Linked DNA regions of Homo sapiens: region 2 is linked to region 1. Evidence: chromatin loops called from intact Hi-C (ENCODE). Cell type or tissue: PC-3. All regions are shown on one strand. Links, peaks and the distances in the headings refer to the core of each region. The heading gives the core; the rest is flanking DNA.

Evidence for each region. A loop is a pair of places that touch in the nucleus more often than their neighbours do. Peaks named below come from ENCODE experiments on the same cell type or tissue, not always from the same donor. Only the 100,000 strongest peaks of a DNase experiment are listed, where the experiment ranks them.
Region 2: a loop joins it to region 1, with 5 times the contacts of the local background. A loop is called at or near these places in 5 of 110 quality-filtered maps.

The regions. Positions count from the first base shown.
Region 1 is chr6:112,225,011-112,236,010 of GRCh38, forward strand. All of the region lies in intron 2 of LAMA4 (laminin subunit alpha 4), which reads right to left. Among named protein-coding and RNA genes, the nearest start is that of LAMA4-AS1, 6.1 kb to the right of the region's middle. In PC-3, for the core only: no CTCF peak of the experiment used is centred there; a DNase peak (open chromatin) is centred at 6,801; H3K27ac peaks cover 1,325 bases.
Region 2 is chr6:112,292,805-112,303,804 of GRCh38, forward strand. The region is part of intron 2 of LAMA4-AS1 (LAMA4 antisense RNA 1); the gene reads left to right. LOC107986632 (a long non-coding RNA gene) reads right to left here and starts at 6,296. Exons shown (of 2, transcript XR_007059712.1): 1 at 6,057-6,296. In PC-3, for the core only: a CTCF peak has its summit at 3,510 (motif pointing right); DNase peaks (open chromatin) are centred at 3,507, 5,447 and 6,307; H3K4me3 peaks cover 1,455 bases; H3K27ac peaks cover 4,185 bases.

The DNA of each region.
Region 1 (11,000 bases), core at 4,019-9,018:
GCTGCTTCTACATTGCTGGTGTTCTCCAGGGTAACCTCCTTAGCCCTCTTTTCTATCTATACACTTTTATGTATGGATGAAATTTGTGGATGATGTTAATCCCTCCCCCAATTTTATCCTCCAGCTATATTTTGGTAATTCCTAAGTCTCTCTACATATCCCTGATCTTAGTTTTTTATGCCACCCCCTTGTTTCTAAGTGCTTGTTAGACAAGCCCATCTCCAATTTTATAGGCACCTGAAGTTGAGTGTGTCCCACACTGACTTTATCATAGCCTCTCCCAAATCTCTTTTTCTCCTTATATTATGTTTATATTATGTCTCAGTTAAAGATAAAGAATATATAACATAAAAAGAAAAGGTAATGGGCTAACACTTTTAAATTACATTAATGTATTTTGCATTAAAGTAATTTTTGGAAATACTTCCAGAAGAGGGAATTCCTCAAGGATCAGAGGATGGTTTGCACATAGAATGACACAATGTAAGCACTCAAGTTATCTTACCTTTCAGAGTCACTGTGCTATTATCGTTTATTTCGAATCTGAGGTTTAAATGCAGATATATGAAGTACCACAGAGATTAGAGTCTCAAGTGAGATTGACCTTACACAGTTCTGAACTGTTATAAACTTACTCTCTAAACTGATACCCCTACCTATGCTGGGGTGGGCTGTAGGACTAGGAGTTCTCCAAATGTAGTAAACAATGTTTACTAAAGGTTAAGAAATTGGAATGTGCTAATTTGAAGTTTACATATTTGTTATATTATCAAAACTCAACAGTAACCACAGCAACTGCTTAGACCTTAAACAACAAAAGAGTTCTCAGGGAGGATAATTTTGTCATTGACATTGTTTAGAATTGCTGGCACATGGTGATAATAAAAAGCAGACTGAGTTTTAGTAAGTTTTATTGTTGTTTTTAAATTCTCTACACATAATGCATGCCCTTGCGTCCTCCTGGGTTAGGCTGTTCCTACCTCCTGCCTCCCTTTGTAGGCTGCTGCCTTGTAGAGTTTATGCTCTGCCTCTGAAATACTACCAAGGAGATTCTTCCTCCTTGTTCCCAATACCACTATTTAGTTCAGGATCTTGGTGTTTCTCTCTCGGATAATTATAATTCTCTCCACTCTACTCTCTCCATCACCAGAAGTTCTTCCTTCCAGTTCATTCTTCATTACCAGAATTAATTAAAAACTCTTATCGTACTACTTTTCTACTTTGAACCTCTCAGTGGCTCTTCATTCATTACCTACATGAATATGTAAAATTCCTTAGCATGACATACAAGGATCCAACCTTAAACTATTTCTTTAGGATCAACCTTGGCTCCCTCTGCTCTAATGCAATCACATACCCCACAACCCTCATGAATATCATGCTTTGGCCCGCCTTGCCTTTGCATATACTATTACATACGCTACAGAGGCCTGGGATGTCTTTCCCTACTTCATCTCACCTGGGAACTATTTCCCTAGACTTTCAGACTCAGTCACTCACATGGCACCTTGCACAGACTTCATCAGAGCACACGGAACATGACATTATAAATTTTAATTTATACTCTTGCCTCCCTGAAATCACTGTGAACTCCTTCAGAACAGGGATAGTGTCTTACTCATTTTTGTGTCCTCATCACCTATCATAGTCATTCGCAAATAGCAAGTCAATGCCAAAAATATGCTAGCAGAAAAATGGGTTTGAATTGGTAAAGAATGAGGCAAGTGAGGGCAAATTGTGCCAACACTTTGGAGAGCAATTAGGCAAATTTCACAAGTGAAGATATCTCTAACTACAAATGAATCTTTTAAATACAATATTGAGGAAAAAGTCAGTTGCAAAGGAGAAACAGTATGATGTTTATACTGTATTTTAAAACATGCAAAATAATATGATGTAATAATATATTGTGTAGGGATACACATATATAAAGAAAAGTATGAAGAAAGAAATAGGAATCTGAGAAATCAGGCCAGTTAAGGGTAAAGGAGTGGGGATGAGACTGAGAAAGAGTCTCAGGGCTTCGACTATTTTATTTATTTATTTATTTATTTATTTATTTATTTATTTATTTATATTGAGACGGAGTCTCGCTCTGTTGCCCAGGCTGGAGTGCAGTGGCATGATCTCAGCTCACCGCAACCTCTGCCTTCCAGATTCAAGCAATTGTCTGTCTCAGCCTCCTGAGTAGCTGGGATTACAGGCACCTGCCACCATGCCAGGCTAATTTTTGTATTTTTAGTAGAGACAGAGTTTCACCATCTTGGCCAGGCTGGTCTTGAACTCCTGACCTCGTGATCCACCCGCCTCGGCCTCCCAAAGTGCTGGGATTACAGGGGTGAACCACCGTGCCCCGCCTGACTATGTTATTTCTTAAAATCCATGGAGGACATACACGTTCTCATGAAAGAATGAAAGAAAGAGGAAAAGGAGCAAATGAGGAAAGAAAAAGAAAAGAAAGGAAAACAAAAGATCCTACTTAGGTTGTCTGGATATAGGATTTCCATGTCTATACCCGGTGAGATCTCTAAAACATCATCTCTAGGAAGTGACTAATGTGGTCTTGACAATAGATTGAGACGCTTGTGTATAATTTCCCCAACTTCCTGGTTATTCACTTTATGTATCATTATTATTAACACAGTTTAAAAATAAGCAAAATAACATTCCTTACTTAATTTGTCCTTCCTTTGTTTTTCACCTTACAGCTAGCAGCTGCCTCATCCCATGTGGCACATTTCACACATATCTGTCTTAGTTAAAGCATACATCAGCCTTTAGGTTCTTCTATAATATTTGAGTGGCTACTAAATCTGATTTCCACTAATTATTTTATGCTAGCAGTAAAGCTACATGTCCGAGGCTACATGTGCAACTCAAAGGACTTTTACGGTGCTTATTTATTCTAGTTGGGCCTTACTATTTAAGGCAGAGGTAAAAGATCCTCAAAATAGTGCACAATACTCTCATTTTCCAGTTGACTGAGAAATTACAATATTAAAATTTAAGTAAGAGGGTTTAGAGGCCAGTTTTCTGTCCTAAGAAAGGATCTATGACCCAAACTCAGACAGTCTTGCTTCCTTAGGGATCAAGAGAGCTAATAATGGGAGCCCTAACTATCTGTGGCCTTAGATTGGCAGAACATGACAAGAGTAACCCACAAGCTCAGGCCAAAGGTTGCCCTGTCCAGCTGGCCTGGAGTTGAAATGGGGGAACCAGGAGAAGATTGTGCAATAATTCAAATGAAGCTGAACTACGGAATTTAGATTATGTTCTTATAGTTTGCTAAAAATTTTTTATATAATCTCTTCCTTTATGTGAAGGTAAAATAATTTGTCAATTAAAGCAGATGGTAGTAGATGCTTTTGGGAAGGCTTCCTCTAGACAAAAGGAAATGGAAAAAGCCATGAATTTCAGGAGGGGGCTTGTCACTGAGGTAGTCAGGCCCAGCAGGAATAATCAAAATTCACCTAAGAGAGTGTAAATGAAGAGAAAGAAGAGAATTAGAGTTTACCGAATTGTGGGCAGGTTAAGGGAGCAAGGAATGGAGAGGCCATAAAAGCTAGAAACAGTAAAATTTGCAAAGATCTGCTCCCTCTAGGGCCCAAGGGGATAAAGAAAGCCTGTTACACAAAGCCAGGGAAAGCTGGAACTGTGGAGGAGGGGAGCTTGCCGGCGGGAGCTGCCATCTTGGGAGTCATGGCTTCTGCCTGAACAGCCGTGCTGAGGCAGAGAGGAAGTGGAGCAGAATGGCCCCAACTTTCCCTTCTCCTATTACTTTCCCTGAAATGCAAGGGAGCTTGTGTGCTGTAGCCTTTGGGCATCAGTCTCTTGAGGCAGGGGCAGATTCTGGATCTGGGGGGACAGGTGCAGAGTCACCAGCACACCCTCGTTCTCAGGGTGCTCAAGCAGTGGTAGGAAAGACCAGCTGGCTCTTGATCTGGGGACTATTCAGTGGTCCAGCAGATGTGCGAAGTGATACCTGATTCACTTTCTTTCTCAGACAGTCCAAGGTCAAGGACTCTTTCAAATAATCAAGTTGCCTTTACCAAATTTCAAAGGCTCATTGAAAAATGTTAATTTACCAACTAGGATGGTTTTAAATCCTAAAATAAAAGCACAGTCAGCTTTTGTTAGAAAATTATTAAATACGACACCAGAAATCCCTGTGGCTCATAGACTGAGCTAGAAATAGGCCAAAAGTTTAGGCTTACTTATATTCAGCTTCTTTCAATCATGTCTTCCTCATGGCCCCATTTCTCACTTTCTTTGTTGGTGGAGAGCAGCCCATCTCCCTTGCTTTCCTCTCCTCCTCTTTAAATAACCCTAATCCTCCTCAGCCTTCTTCAGGCAAAGTCTCTGAAAACAGCCAAAACCATACCAACACCCATTATCTCCTCCAACATCCTGAACTCAACTTTCCATTTCAAAAAGTTGAGTTCAACTCTTTGAAGTCATCTCTTGCAAGATAATTGTTCTTTGTTGAAATGGAAAGGTCTTTTTAGCTGTAACTATTCTAAGCCTTCATTTAGTGGTGACAACAAAATTTCGCATGGTCTCACTGGGGGCCATAGGTAGGAAACGGCATGGACATAAGTGCTTCTTACAAGGCATATTTCTGGAATAGCTAGTAGAAGACTGAACAGAGCTAACAAATGGAATTCTATCCATCTGGGGATTGAAGTTGCACTATCTAAAGAAAGATGATTGCACTATCTAAAGAAAGATGGATTTCACTCCGCGTATCATAATTCCTCTATCATAATTTATAACAACTTGAGCAAAATGACATTTTCCCCTGTTCAATTGATGGAGCATATTTTCAGAGAATCAAAATAGATAAGGGTTTGTATTCAAAGGTGGGATCCATGTCAACTAGTCAATTTTGATAGGTTTCTCAATACAATTGTAGTGAATTAAATGTTAAATGAAAGAATCAAGAACGTTTCATATGTGGGGAACAAATTTCTTTAAAATTCTTTGTCCTTTTTTTTTTCTTATGCTTCTAATAGCTCTGTAACTACTTCTATTTCCCCAGGAACATGCACATTTAGGTATTACTTCTTTAGCATTTACATACAAAATGGCTAGGATATGATAAATCTACTTTTTGCCATTTTAAGAAATGTCCATGTATGTCTGTGTTCAGTCCCCATTTGTTCACCATGCACCTGGCAGCTGTGCAGTAAATGCTTGTTGAGTGAATGAATGAATTTCTCCTCCAAATGTGCTTACATTTAAGATAGCACAGCCTCTAGACCTAACTGATTGATCTGCCATGGGCATGACATGACACACTGCAATCTGTTCCTTGCAGTGGATGTAATTTCCTATAGTTAAGTCCTTTGGAGACAGCCTGAGGCAGCAGAAAGTCTGAGATCATCAGTATTTCAGTTCCAGCTCTACCTGGGTGACCTTGCCCAGATTATTTAACTCTAGGCTTTGGTTTCCCTTTCTGAAAAAATGGGGCTGCTCACCTTATTACCTTCTAGAATGGTTGTGAGGATCAACTAATATTTAATGCATTTAATGTTCAATATAAAGGCATAGAAATTGTTCTGTAACTATTAGTTTCTTCTCTTCTTTTTGGACTTGTCTGTACCAGGGTTATTTGTTTTAACTGGTTCTCCTGAGTGAGCTGCCATTCTTTTTTTCTTTAGGGCACACAGCTTAGCAATGTTTAAGTTAGTAGTTCCTTGTCTTTCTTCCTTGGAAGACTTAACTCCCTGAGCACAGAAACTGGATTCACCTGATTTGTTGCTGAATCCTCAGTGCCTTCATAGAGCAGATGCTTAATCAATATGTATTGGATGTGTCTTGGCATTACAGAAACACAGAATGCCAGAGCTGGGAAGGACTGTATCTAATTCTTAATTTTAAATTTGGGAAAACTGAGGCCTAGCGAAGAAGCAACTTGTTGAAAGCTGTTTACATAGAGCAAGGTGATGCACCATTAGTGCTCTAGTCACTCAACCACGCTTCTTGATGAGGATGATGATGAAGAAGAAAATGATGCTGGAAAACTGTGGCGTTATTGCTGAAGCTCACACCTCTTTTGGGCCTGCAAACAAACTTATGCTGTCCATCTCTGCCTTTCCCTGGAATACCCGGGATAAAAGTCATCTCTGTTCAAGTTTATCAAATTTATCAAGAGTCTCATAGAAGATATCCCATTAGTATGTCTCCCTTTTTTCTCAGGAAAGTGCCATTGTCATCAAAAGGTCTTAATACCACTCCCCAGTCATCTTGGAGGGGAGAATGCAGGTGATGGATGGGGTAAGGTGGAGTGACCTCTCTTAAGCAAACTCAGGTTTGCTCCATGAGTGTGTGTGGCTGAGTCCATATGGACACCCAGACTATCAGATAGTCCTCAGAGACAGCCCATTAGGCCTCTCTTATTACTTGGTTTGACATATGGCAATTATTCTCAATTTAAATACAATAATTTATAACTGATGTTTTAGTTTTTAACAGTTTTTATATAGTGTAGATAGAAATAGACCACGAAGCAAATAATGCAGATCCCTCATTAGCAAAGTCAACCTCAATAGAAGCCAGTCGTATGACATCCAGCTGTATCCCTGACACCTCCTTTGTTCCATTTGAGGGATCTGACAATGGGCCCTGGAAAAGGATGCCTCTTTGTGTAATATACACCAGCATGTGTGCAGGTGTTTCCCTCATGAATCAGAGGCAGATGTCTGCTCAGGCAGAATATGTGGCAGCTTGACATATGTCTGGCCCCACCTAACAGGAAAACTGTGGCCCATAAATTGTACTAATAAAATACCATCACTGCAATTCTGACTGAGCCATGAAACCAACACCTTCATCCTTCAACACTAAGGAAGGCTATACCCCACAGAGTGTTTGTAACCCGTTCCAAACTTAGGATTGTGTGTTGAACTCCCACTCTGTCATGTGTTTTATGAGTCAAATTTTATGAGACAAATGATAATGAAATTCGACTCCAAGTGCTCTTATTTGTAAAATGTGAGCAGTAGAACCCATTTAGCAAATATTTTACAACTCTGCTATGTGTCAAACACCTAAAAAGCCTCAGAAGAATGGATCTTTAGGCTAAAATCCAAGTATTTCAGAGTGGCAGTCGGCTCAGGGACACTGGTAACAAGGCCATTTCCAAATAGTTCATTAATAAACAAATACACCAAGCACCAACTGCTTACAGAAAGCAAGGCAGATGAATTACCATCCTGAACACTCAGCTCCTTAATTTGGGGAGCTTATTTAAAAAACAGATTTTGCAACAAGTGGTAAATATACAGGAATATAATTTTAACTACAGTATCACAAACCATTCATAAGCTACTTCTATTCCTTTTAAAGCATGAATGGTATTCAAAATTGCTACAGAATTTCCATCCTTTTCATGTTATTTAAGGGTATTTTGTATTATTTCTTCCCCTAATTTCCCTTCCCTAAGATTTCATTTTTAGATTTTTGTGAAATACTATTTAATGTAAATATGTATTTTCTTTAACTTTTCATTTATAAATAGCATAATGTGTACATTTCTTTTGAGTAAAAATTTTGGAGGATAGTTTCAGAATTGCTTTACAATATACCATCATTTTGTAGCTTTGAAATTTTGCCCCCAGATAACTGTTGTGATCGAGATAGCTATTCTGTTACAGCACGTTTCTAAAAGTGAAGGTAAAGAACACAAACTAAAGTGAAAAGAAAATGACTGCAAAGGGAATGGCAATGTCTGGGGTGCAACAAATCTAGTATTCACACTGCCATTTTAATGACAACAAAATAATACACATTTATGAAAGGAAATGAATGGGGAAGGCTGAGAGTATTTGATTTAAAGCAATTCTGTTATCTGTCATTTGAAGAAAAAAATTGTGCTGATTTTAAAACAATACTTTCATTACAGATGTTTCCAGACCCCTTCCCTGATCCAAGGAAACAAAATACCATTCAGCAACAGCCCAGATTTAGAGATGGGACTTGTTCCAATATAAACATTTCTTAGCTAGACCTTCTCCATGAAAGTGCATAGTCAATTTTTCCATATACAGTGGGAAAGACAAAGCTTTTAGCTTAAAAGGCATTCTCACTCGCAGCACGGAGCTCCTGGAATGAGCAGCCAGGGACACCGTGGTTGACTATTGATGTCACGCCAAATGCTATCTTGACTTGTTCTTCAGAATTACACAACAGAATCGTATCAGAGCATACACATACCATGAGCAGAAAAGTAGGCACTGTTTTGGATTTCAGTATTTGGTATGGTCATTTATTCATTTTGTCTCTGCTTCATGTACCACTGGCTATCCAGGGCCCAGCCCAGGGGCTGGCACAAAATGCGTTTTCAACAAATAATTGTGGAATGCATAAACAATTTTTTTTGAGCACGAATTTTAAAAGGAACTTGCACAGGCAATTTGGGGAATCAGAAGATGAATCATGGACCCTTCTGGCCTTCAGGGGTTCAATGGGGGAAATTTAAGCTGTATCTGTAACTTACTAGAATATCTGGAAGAAAGTGCTAAGAGCTATAATATCATGAGAGGTACAAAGAAATGCTGAGTGAGCTAAGAAGAGCAAGAGATTACTTTTAACATAGGGAAGAGCGGGAATCAAAAATGGTTCTTTGGTAGATGTGCGGTTTGTGGAGGATTTTCTGAAAGGAGGAAAGCTGAGGCTGAAAGAAAGCATAGGGCAATTTTTAGTTTACTCCTCATAAGGTAGAGAGGCTAAACTTATATTCTGTCTGTTGTTTCATTGCTTCAAGCAGGCATCTTTCACTCCTGGTAATCTCTCTCAATAAAAACACCAATGAATTTACTTTTTTTCTACTTGCTGGGAATTTCTTTGGAAGGATTAGTTTAATATCAGCAATTAAATTTTGTGACATCTTCAGCAACCTTCTGGCTTACAGTATACTCACATGGACACGCCACCCTCTCTCCACACATTGTAGATAATATTGGAGGCTTGCCCTAGTTCCTGAAATAAGTGTTAGGCACATCTGGAAGCCTTGTTAATCCTTTGGGGCCACCAGGATCCCATGAGTCACTCTCATGTGGCTTGAAAGTTAGGAATCTTGGAAGCAGTAATAATTTTCAAGTTATAACTTATACATAGGAAGAACGTCATTCAACTATAAAAACAAATTTTTTTTTTTATTTTTCATTCTGCCGTTTGATGCATTTTACCCAAAATGAGCTAAGCAAGATAATAAGAGGAACACTTGGTTTTGTGATTCTCTGAGTAACTGCGAGACTGGTTTAATGAACTTAGAACCTATCAAGAATGAAAACAAGAACCTGGTGCACCTGGTTTTTCAATACTCTACTGTCATCGGTATATGACAGTAGGTTTATGTCATAGGTTTATGACAGCTACTCAGTGACTAGCTGAGATATAGCACATAAAGTATTCTTATAAAGCTTTGACTACATTTTAGTATATTTTTTCTTTTTTGAAATTTGTTAATTTCTGGATGATTTGAACTAACTCAAAGGAAATTCATGCTGATTCATGACTTTGAGGAGAAAGCGCATTTTCTAGATAAACATGAGCTTGTGTTAGCAGATTAAAAAAAAAAAGAGATTGTAATCAAAAGAAAACCAACGTAGTTTAGATAATCTCAGATGAAGATCTAATGTCATAACTAAAAAACAGATCCAACACGTAGCTTTCAACATAACTGAATGGAAGAGAAGACAAAAAATGTGCTAAGAAAAAAATAACAGAATGCTTATTTCCACCGAACACTTTGATATACTGCATGTCCAAAAACATAGGGCACAGGAAAAATGTGCTTCATCTGCCAAAGTAACCACAAATACTGTTTGAGACCAGGAAGAGCCCAGCCCTTTAATAAAAACCTAGAAGTTTGGAGAACCTTACAAATATCTTTGGATATCCAAATATCTTCGGATATCCAAATATCTTCGGATAATACTCATAAAGATGATTACTCTGACCTTACACAGACATCAGCTTCATCTTAAATACAGTATTATTCTCACCATACTGAGGATCCTCCTGACATCAAAGACTAGGGTGAGAATGAGGCGTGAAAGTGCCCACCATTTTGAAAATGGACCATGGAATGGGCAGGGTTAGAACTGTCCTGCCTCCCAAAAACCTTCCTATTTTGCAGACCATGTGGGGCTGCCCCAAACCCCTGAAATACCCCTTTTTCCTTGTCCTCTATTAGGTTCAGGGCATATCTCAGCAGATGCTGTTCATAGCAAAGTCCCTGGATTATATCATAAAGTTCTGTAGTTCTGCTGGGAATTGGCAGATTTTCTCGAGAAACAGGTATTATATATATTTTTTTGCTGTTAGAAGACTAGGGTGATTTCCCTGTGACATTAACAGTAGAAAAATTCTACATATAAAAATGGAGCTGCTGAAACTCAGAATTGTTATAAATCAGGTTGACAAGGTCATGGAGGGGTACAAGTGCCAGAGTGGACCACTTTGGTGCTATCAACGTTTCATTTTCTTCATTAATTTCTCACATTTCAATTGTTTTGGTACATGATAGGGAAGTTTCTTAAGGTCATGTGGAAACCTGACCGATCACTGTGTACAGGAGGAATACCAGACATGATATGGTCTAGGAATTTTAAAAATTAATTCTTAAACTTTTAAAACAAAAATGTTATTGTTCATTTTTGAAATAGATCTTTCTTTCTTCCTTTTAAGATCAAGGATGTTTTGTTTATTTTTATGTGACCACCAGAAAACTCTAGCCGGAAATTCTGAAATTTTAATGCACTTGAATGCTTACTTTCTAAGTATAGGTGCTGAGAGCATGGTTTAAGGGGTTGATAGCATATGGGGCCAAGGCAAAAAATGCTTGAAATGAAAGAAATGGGATGCATGATTTGGTTATAAATTAAATTCAAAATTGAGATAAATATAATGACCAAAGGCGAAGAGAACTTTCAACGTTTTAGCAATTGAATTACTTAGTTCCAGGACACAGATGACTACATAAGTTATAAGGCGAA
Region 2 (11,000 bases), core at 3,318-8,317, 67 kb after region 1:
AAACAACAACTAAAAAGCAAAACAAAAAGCATGGCTTCCCACTGTTTATGCGGTGTTTCTCAACTTATTTTGAAAAACTCATCTGGATTTTTTTTTTTTTTAATATATGTGGCTGGGCCCCACCTGGGATATTTAGATTCAGCAGGACTGTGGTGGAGCCAAGGAAGCTGCATAATTGTCAGGTGCCACAGGATATTTTTAAATACTCCAGGTATTGCAAAATTACTTGTCTACAGGACAAACAGAGCTTGCCTATGACATTTCCTTGATATAGACTTCTAAATTTTTTTTATAGAGAGCATTGCTCAGATATCATAGACAGCCAGAATTATCTTTTGTAATAAAGAATATACTACTGGCTGGGCACTGTGGCTCACACCTGAAATCCCAGCACTCTAGGAGACCGAGGCAGGTGGATCACTTGAATTCAGGAGTTCAAGACCGGCCTGGCCAACATGCTAAAACCCTGTCTCTACTAAAAATACAAAAATGAGCTGGAGGTGGTGGTGCATGCCTGTAACCCCAGCTACACGGGAGGCTGAGGCAGGAGAATGGCTTGAACCTGGAAGGCAGAGGCTGCAGTGAGATCATGTCACTGTACTCCAGCCTGGGCAACAGAGCAAGACTCCATCTCAAAAAAAAAAAAAAAAACAGGAATATACTACTTAATAAGACTGAAGTGATCCTGAGTGTAAGGAATAAAACTGATATGTTGAATAGTTTTTCACTTAAAGAATTGCATGAAACCCATATATTTTATTTTTAAATATAGTATATTGTAAGTTTGCCACTTGATTTCAATGACTCTAAAGGCTTATTAAATATTTATGAGTGAGGGAATTATTTCCACAGCATTTTGCATTCCTTTTGCTTTGAAGTGAAAATTTGCACATGATACATTTCCAGCAGGATTTTCATATGGTCAGCGTATACTTGCAAGCTTCTTGGGAAATGGAAACACTGCAAGGTTATTTCAATAAACAGGAAAAAAAAATGCCCAACTTGGAAAAATGTTACAGAGATCTTTAAAAAACATACGAGTAATGAAAGAGTGAAATTAGAGAGGTCATGTGTGTATGTATATGTCTCTGTGAGTGTATGTGTGCATGAAGCCTCTCACTGGGCTGCATGAGATTTATGAGGAGATGTCAGGAGTTCCTTGGACTCTCTGAAATTGAAGGAAAATACATGTATGTACATATTGTTGAGGATTCTCAATAAGGACAGTGAGCAAAAAAGCAGTCAGAAACACTGACCATGGGGAATCTTTTGAGAAGCAATGGCATAATTTTAGGTGGCCTAAATTATTGTTTTAAATCAAATAAGTAAAAGGTAGAGGCATTGTGATATGATCTTGTAATAAGACCTATTGCTAATGTACAGCTTATTTACTTTTCCCAATAGAGGATTGAGAAAAGTCTTAGAATGCAATGAACATTTCCTGAAATGATCCAAACTGAAGCCTTGGTATAAGAATAGGTTATTAAAATAGTTTGTCAAATGTTTATTAAGACCTTACTATGTACCGAGCGAAGTTCTAGAGCTTTAGTTCACATTAGTGAACAAAACAGACAAATATCGATCTCTAATCAATTTTACATTCAGTTAGGGAAGATAGACCTTAAAGAATAAACAAAATAAGTAAATTGCATAGTATGTTAGAGTGTGATATAAATGCTATGGAAAAAAATAAAAAAAAAAAGAGCAGGGTAAGATGGGTTGGACCAGCCACTTGGGGGTATGGAGAAGTTGCATATTAAATAGGGTGAAAGGATGGACCCATCTGAATAGGTAAGATTTGAGCAAAGATTCCAAGGAGGTAAGAGATTTAGCTCAGTGGATCCTGAAGTGGGGATAGGGGTGGGGTGGTGGGACATTCCAAGTAGAGGGAAAGAGCAATGGTGACATTTGGGGAGCTGTGAGGAGGCCTCACTGTGAGGAATGAAGTGATCAGTAAGCTAGGAGAAGAGTAGGAAAAGAAGCCAGAGGAGTAACTGAGGCAGTGAGGGCTTTGCAGCCACTGTAGGACTTGGGCTTTCTCTCTGTATGTGATGGGAACCAGCACAGATGTTTTTTGTTTGTTTTATAGATCCACAAGTATAAACTTCAATATACTTTGGTCAGAAATGGATAAATCAAGTCAACACAAAATATGTAAATCCAGAGGGAATTTGATAAAATTAACATAACAACCAGCTCTAAAAGTAGACAATGTGGCTGGGTGGCTCATGCCTATAATTCCAGAACTCTGGGAGGCCAAGGTGAAAAGATCACTTGAGGCCAGGAGTTTGAGACCAGCCTAGACAACATAGTGAGACCTCCTGTTTCTATAAAAAAAAAGAAAAGAAAAAATAGCTGGGCATGGTGGTATATGCCTTAGTTCCAGCTTCTTGGGAGGCTGAGGTAAGAAGTTCGCTTAAGCCTAGAAGTTTGAGGCTGCAGTGAGCTATGATTGTACTACTAGCACTCCGGCCTGAGCTACAAAGTGAGACCCCTGTCTCTTAAAAAAAAAAAAAAAAGTTGAGAATGCATTTGCTTTCAAACACACAGGGGCAGTTTATAAACATTGTCCATGTATCAGACCTCAAATAAAGTCTCACCATGTTCAAGAAGAGACCATGCACAACATATTATCTTACAACAGTGCAACAAAAGTAGACGTTAACAAGATTTGAATAGTTTTTTTCTTAAATATAAATATTTAAAGATTTAAAAGCACGCTTTCACATATCTCTTGGTTTAACAGGCATATCAAACCCGAAATTACAAACTATGGAAAAATTAACAACAGAAAATACAGTGCAGTTCGAAAGTAGCCTGGCCAACATGGTGAAATCCCATCTCTACTAAAAGTACAAAAATTAGCTGGGCATGGTGGCAAGTGCCTGTAATTCCTGCTACTTGGGAGGCTGAGGCAGGAGAATCACTTGAACCTGGGAGGCAGAGGTTGCAGTGAGCTAAGGTAGCACCATTACACTCCAGTCTGGGTGACGAGAGCAAAACTCTCTTTCTCTCAAATAATAATAATCATAATAATAATAATAATAAAATAAAAACAAAAACATTGCACAGTGAAACCCATATGATATAATTAATATGCTGCCCAGAAGTAGTAAATTGAATTCAAAACCTCTCAGGATATCTTACATTGAAATTTCAGTATTATTTGCGAAGCAGTGACCGGCAAAACTGGGATGAGAACATGCAAGTCAACTCTAATGTAGCTGAAGAAATTGAACTTTTGAATTCAGCTTACGTTACCAGTAGAAGTGGCTTTTCTTCTTTAACAGAGAAAGCATCTCCCCTGGCTTGAAGAATCTGCACTAGCCTCCCTTGAGGAAAGAATTGTCTTGCTAGGGAATTTGTAGGACCGTAGGTTTTTGTTACTGTTGTTGTTTTAAAAGAGAGAGTCTCGCTCTGTCACCCAGGCTAGAGTACTGTGGCATGATGACAGCAGAGGATAACAACTTGTTTCAAATGAATCACTGGCTGTTGTGTTGCAGAGGACACTAGGGGGCAACAGTGTGGATGCCAGGAGACTAGGAGGCTATTATAGTAACCCAGATGAGAGAGGACAGCAACTGGGACAGTCCTGGGAGCAGTAGGGGTGGTGGAAAGTAGTCACTCTTGATATATTCTGTATGTAAAGCCAGCATGATCTCCTGATTTGTTGTGAGGGGATGTGGGGAGAGAAGAAGAGTCAAGGATAACTCCAAGGTCTTACCCCACAGAGATGGAGAAGATTGCAGGCAGGAGCAGCTTTGGAAGGAAGATTACGAGCTCAGTTTCAAATGTTAAGTCTGAGAAGTTAAGCTCCAAGTGGAGATATGGAGGAGACAACTGGCTATGTGGGCCTAGAAATTTGGAGAGAGATCTGCCTTGGAGATATAAATTTAGGAGTCATCAGCATGTAAATGATGTGTAAGGGTCATAGGACTAGAGATCACCAAGGGAGAGAGGGTAGCTGGCAAAGAGAAGAGGCCAAGGACTGGGTCTTGGGGCTCTTTCTAACACTAAGTCATCAGGGGGAAGCAGAAGAACCAATCAAGGAGACTGAAAAGAAGCAGCCTGGTAGGAAGAAGGAAAGCCAAGAATGTGTTGTCCTGGAAACCACACAGAGTAACTGTATTAAGGAAGAGTGAAAGACAGACTTTGGCACATACTGACCTGACAGATCAAGTAAGATAATCAATGAGCACTGACCAATGGATTCAGTAATATGGCTATTACTGATGACTTTGTCAAGAACAGTTCAGTTGAGTGGTAAGGGCAAAAGCCTGATTGAGTGGATTCAAGACAGAATTTGAGGAAAGAAACTAGACAGCCAGGTGATTTGCTGCCAAGGGGAGCAAAGGAATGGGGCAGGAGCTGGTAGGAAGGTGAGGCCAAACGAGTGTGTGTAGTTTTTTTTTTTCTATTTAAGGTAAGACAAAAAATAGCGTGTTTGAGTCCTGGTAGAATGACCCAACAGACAGTGTAAAATGAATGGTGTTGGAGATAGAGAGGAGAACTGGCAGATTGATATTCTCCATTAGGCAAAAGGGATGGGATCTATTACATAAAGGGTGGGTGGGGCTCACAGAAAAACGGAAATTTCATCTATGGAAGAGACGGGAACATGGAGAATGTAGGTAGATACTTTGGTAGAAGCCTGCGGATATTTTCCTCTAACTGCTTCTATTTTCTCAGTGAAGGGAGAATTAAGGTGAGCAGCTAAAAGCAAGGGTAGTCCAAAAATTCTATGAAGATATAAATATGTCAGAAACTTATTACTGTGGTGCTCCTTCTATTAAACTGTTTATTTGCCAGAGTGTCACTTGAGTAGAATTAATGAAAGTGTATTAGTCCATTTCACACAGCTATAAAGAAATATCTGAGACTGGGTAATTTAGAAAGAAAAGAGGTTTAATTGACTCACAGTTCCGCATGGCTAGGGAGGCCTCAGGTCACTTACAATAATGGCAGAAGGCGAAGGAGAAGCAAGTACCTTCTTCACAAGGTGGCAGGAAAGAGAGAGTGTGCAAGGGAAACTTCCACTTATGAACCATCAGATCTCATGAGAAATCACTCACCATCACAAGAACAGCATGGGAAAAACCACCCCCATTATCCAACCACCTCCCAGTGGGTCCCTCCCTGGACACCTGAGGATTACAGTTCCAGACGAGATTTGGTGGGGACACAGAGCCAAACCATATCAGAAGGCAGAAGAAGTACCATAATAATGTGATACAAAGAACATCTGCCCTGTGGTACTCCTGTCTAGCTGTTTGATATATAACTAAATGCTACTCTTCCCGAACTCAGCATACAGGGAGGGAAATTTCAGGGCCTCCATCCCTGGGAGAATATTCTGAAAGAAGGGTAACCCTTAGCAACTGCACAAACTGCTCCCAGATGACTCACCAGAGAGCTTCTGGGTGGAAATCCAGTGGAAATAATGCAAACACATTCATCTTGACCCCAGAGGTCTAACTCCACCCAAGGCTTAAGTTTCTTTCCTCTGTTGTACCCTGTGAGTTTCCTGGAGCAAATATTCATGCTTAGCTCCCATGTCTCTTCCCATTTAGCTGTCAGTTCCACTTAGGTATGCAAAGGCACTCAGTTCTCACTGCTTTTAAAATTTCATGATTTTCCCCTGGCGTTCTCCTGAGATTCCTCCCAGTATTGCACCTTCATGCTCGCCTTCATAGGCGAGCAGCATTAACGCCTGGGCTTCCTGAGCATCAGCAGCAGCTTTCAAACAGAGAAGCACATTAGGAAAGCGAATTCACTCAGTCATTTAACTGTTCATTCTTCTATTTAGAACTTAAGAATGTACAAGTCACCTCAGACATTAAGGCCTTCTTGAGAAACGAGGGGAATATTTAAAAGCAGTTTTAAAAAAGAAAACATTAGCTCTGCAATTTTTATCTGTGTCTTGGATAGTTAACCTACAGAGAAAATTAATTTCTTACCACATTATATTTCTCTCTCTCTCTCTCTCTCTCTCTCTGTGTGTGTGTGTGCGTGTGTGTGTGTGTAAATCTGGGAAGATCCCATGAACTTTTACTTACTCTGGTAGAACAGGCAGTTTAAGTCACAAGAAGTCTCAAATTTCTAAATGTCTAGTCCAAGGTATGAATCAGCACACCATTTCCATTCTAGGAGAAGTCCCTTCTCCTCTCCCTCCCAGCCGCAGATCTGTTATGGAAGGGCAGGCTTCTGCTCTCTGCCCCACTCCTTCAGGCTGGCTGATTCCTCAGGGTGGAAGGTGGAAGGGAAGGTATGGGGAAGTGGAGGTGGTTGTGATGTGTGAAAGTATTGCCTCCTGAGAGCCACTTAAATATCAGGAATGTTATAAGCTGGTTGTTAAACTGCTGGTAGCTTGAGATTAGTCATGGTGGGTGTATCTACACCACAGAGACTAGCAAATATTTCAGATCAAGGCTTCCCCATCCCTGCCCTTGGAGAGCTGTTTTATTAACACATCACTGGCTTAGGGAATAGGAAATTCTTCCGGGGTTTAGGTGGCTTTGAGTGCTATAGTCTTGGCAGACAGTTCACCTGAGTCTTTCCCTACGTGTGAGTTCTTTGGAGACCACTATCATCAGGTACCTCTCTCCAGCCCCTGGGATACTATGGGCTGTTCATGTTGTCCTTGGGCAGGCTGCTTCCAATTCTCAGTCAGCTTCTGCTTGTAGAAGATGACCAGCCCCACACATTTCCTGCTGTTGGGACCCCTTTGGGCTCTGGGCAGGATTCACTTTGATACTATCCCAGAGCAACATTCCTTTTATATTAGTTTTCTATTGCTGTATAAAAAGTGACTACAATCTCAGTGGATTAAAACAACACATATATATTTTTTAATCTCAGTTTCTGTGGGTCATGAGTCTGGGCCTGGCTTAAGCAGGCTCCTCTACTCAAGTCCTCACAATGCTGCAATCAAGATGTCTGATGGGCTGCATCCTCTCTGGAGCTTGGGGTCCTCTTCCAAGTGCTTGTGGTTCTTGTTGGAATTCAGTTCTGGGCAGTTGTAGGACTGAGGTCCTTGTTTTCTTGCTGGTTGTCAGCTGGGGTCTTCTCTCAGCTCCTGGAGGCCACTTGCAGTTCTTTGCTCTCTTAGCTTCCTCTCTTAGGTCCTTTGATCAGATGTCTTGCAAAGACAGAAAGATAATCTAACTGGTTTACCTATATGGATGTAATGTAATGATGGGAGTGACTATCCTATCACCTTTGCCTAACCAAGGTAGAGACATCCCGTTCCTTTTCCACACCATGTAACATAATCAAGGGAGTGACATCCAACTACCTTTGTCATATGCTATTGACCAGAAGCAAGATACAGGCTCTGCCTACATTAAACAGGAGGGGATTGTACAGAAGAATCATGACTCATTGGAGGTCATCTTTGGGTATGCCCACCATACCTACTACATCTGGTCCTTGAATTTCACAGACCTGTGATCATCTGTCAGAGGGGAGCCAGTTTCTTCCCACAGAGCCTCAACTTTCTGCCTGTTCTGCCATGAAAGCCGCCTGCTGACCTCTCTCTCTCCTTCTGGATTTCCAGAAGTGCAGCACATGTCTATTGTGTTCCCGCTGCAGGGTCCTGTGGATCCCTCTGATGGTCACTTTGGAGCCTACTGTTTTTAGACTTGAGGCAAAGCAAGTTGAAACTGACATAGCATTCCTGTCCTTGAGGTGAAAAGGGGGCTAGTAGTCACAGCACCAATTTCTCCAAAGAATGCTCCTGAAATTTTCTTTCCTCTTCGTATTCTGAGTTCTTTGTGTAAATTTGATCTTGTCAATGGGCTCAAAAGTCAGTAGAATCTCCAACTTTCACATAGGAAATCAATAGAGTACAGTGTAAACTTTATAAACAATGAATAGCAGCATGTGTAGAATGTTTAAAAATGTGAAGGTGAATATTAGAAAAAATAGTTAAAAGAATAAAAACTGGTGCCATTGGAAAGCAGGGCAGGATAAGGGTGGGGCAGATATAGTGCTATTTTTCTTTATATTCCTTTTAGCATTACTTAATTTTTTCAGATATCTTCCTGTATTGTTTGGATTTTTTAAAATATATGCCCAAAGAGGCACTGTTTTCATCTAGTCTTTGTACTTGTATATCCTACTGCAGGACTAGACATAAGAATTTTTATACTTCAGTTTACTCATCTGCTAAATAAGCACAGTAATGCTTTAAAAATTAAGAGATGAAAACTCTTGATAAAATATTTTGAAACCTCTAAGGAAATATGCTTTAAAATATCAGTTGTGATGAGCCAATTTGCTATCACCAAGTCTTCTAAACATTGAATCAAATAGTCTTTGTCTAAGTTATTTCTGTGCCAAAGTTACCATTCAGTCTCAGCTGAAAATGTATTTACTAAACACAGCTACAACTATGGCTTGTATTTATTATAGCTTAATGGTGAATTGTGGATTGCATGTTTGACATTTTTGGAAGTCAATGCTCACTTTATTGAAATATCTTCTGTCTAAAATGTATACCAATGTTCTTCATCATACCAATCTACATTAATATCTTAGACATATTGATATACAGACATGTTGGGCACATAGACCATGTGGAACAGGAAACCAAAGAAAATGTCAGACTGTTGAAATCAGCATTCAGAGATGAGAAACAATTGGCCAGTGTGGCATGGGGCAGCCTGTTTCAGAGATTACAAGGATTAGACCAAAGTCACAAACAAGGATAGTCCCTGGCATCAGCAGCTAGAATTGTCAGTCAATATCCAGGCACGAGGGGCTGCTACTCAAGGGAGTCTTTTCTGAGCTGCACTTTTCAACACTTGAAAGGCAAATTAGAGAGTAGCAGCTCTTCCTATTAAACTTAATTATGGATAGCAAATTGATCCATGCCATTTTAGAAATGCTCACCTCTTCAGTTATATTTGGCAGAAAATAGGAGGTTCCAACAAGTTCGATGTGAGTGAAGTTTAGTTCTTCTCTCACCACCTTAACATCATGTGCTGATGAAATAGAGTCTCACAATTCCGAGTCACAATTCTGAGTGGAGACATTTGTTACCATTGATTACAAAGTGAGGCCAGGCCGGTTCATGCCACCTATTGTTTTTTTCTTTAAATAAATCTTATTGTGTATATTTGAGGTTTATCACATGATGTTATGGGATACAAATAGATAGTAAAATGGTTACTGTAGTGAAGCAAATCAAAACATATTCCTCTCACATTACTACTTTCTTGTGACAAAAGCAGCTAAAAATCTACCAAACAGAATTCCCTAATATAATTTTATTAACTGTAGTCCTCACATTGTACATGGAATCACTAGACTTGCCCATCCTACATATCTTCTACCTTACATGCCACCTACTGTAAGTCTCAGGAGTTCCTAGGTCTTTTCTTTAGGTGATTCATCCACTTGTTACATGGAAGGTTGATTTACTTGAGGCAGACACACTGATTTCCCAAAAGCAGAATCGTTTTATCCTGAGAGTTGACATCAGAGAAACAGAAGTTTTATGACCTTTCAACAGGATTCAGGTCACAAGGGCACAGGCCACAGGCCTTATCAGGTTCTTATTCTAGTGTGAGGAGTATCTTGAAACCATTTCCTTGGCTCATCTGTATATCTAGCATGTCATTAATTCATCATTGAGAGCCTATTTCTGATATTCTTTATGATAATTTCCTAAGCCTCCGTGCAAGAAGACTTGTGCTAGCCTCTGGAGTGCAGACTTCCCAACTAACTGCTGACTAGCTAACTAAGCAACCCGAGGGCAGAAATTTCTGCTTCAGATAACAGATAATACCTAAGGCTGTACTTAAACCAATACATGCTGTTTGTGCTGAGGGTTTTTTTTTTTTTTTTTTTGTAAGACAGTTTTGTTGGGATGCAATTTACTTTCCTTTAATATAAACTTTATCTATTGTAAGTGTACAATTTAGTAATTTTAGAAAATGTATAGGGTTGTGCACCCATCACAGCAATCCAATTTTATAATATTTTTGTCACTCAGAAAGATTCCTCTTGCCCATTTGCAGCCAATTTCGAATTCCATCTCCAGTTCCAGGCAACCACTAATCTATTATCTATTTCTATAGGTTTGGATTTTCTGAATATTTCATGTAAGTTGAATTATATAATGTGTGGATTTTGTATCTGGCTTATTTCATTTAGCATAATCTTTTGAGGTTCAGCCACATTGTAACATGTATCAGTAGTTCACCCTTTTTGGTTGCTGAATAGTATTTCATTGCATATACACACTGAATTTTGTCATTCATTCACTATGAACATATATATATATATATACATAGTGAATGAACATATATATAGTTGTTTCCCCTTTTTGACTATTACAAATAATGCTGCTATGAACATATATATATATATATATATATATATATATGTCTTATATATATATAGGTCCTTGAGTGAACATATGTTTTCATTCATTTAGGGTAGATAGCTAGGAGTTGGACCAATGTTAAAGTGAAGTTTAAGCATTTTAAGAAACTGCCAACCTGTTTTCCTAAGTGACTGCACCATTTTTACATTCCATCAACGATGTAGGATGGTTCCAGTTTCCCCACATCTTCACCAGCCTTGTTATTGTTAAAGCAAACTAAACATGGCCTGAGAAGGAATCCGTACTTCCATATTTGAGTCCTTGTGGATGAACAGGAACCTAACTTAATAGTTAGACAAGACTGAAAATCTAACTTAAGAGTGTGAGCCTGTAATAATAGCTAGGTCTTGGCCAATCCCAGTGGCCGTACTTCAACCATTCATACACTGCTGAGTGTTCAAACTGTGTTCAAATAAGGCAAATGCCAACCTGTAACCAATCCAGCTGTTCTGTACTTCACTTCCAATTTCTGTACCTCATTTCCTTTTTGTTTGTCTATAAATCTCATTCCACCACTTGACTGTGCTGCAGTCTCTGAATCTGCTGTGATTCTGGGGGCTGCCTGATTCGCGAATTGTTCATTGCTCAGTTAAACTCCTTTAAATTTAAT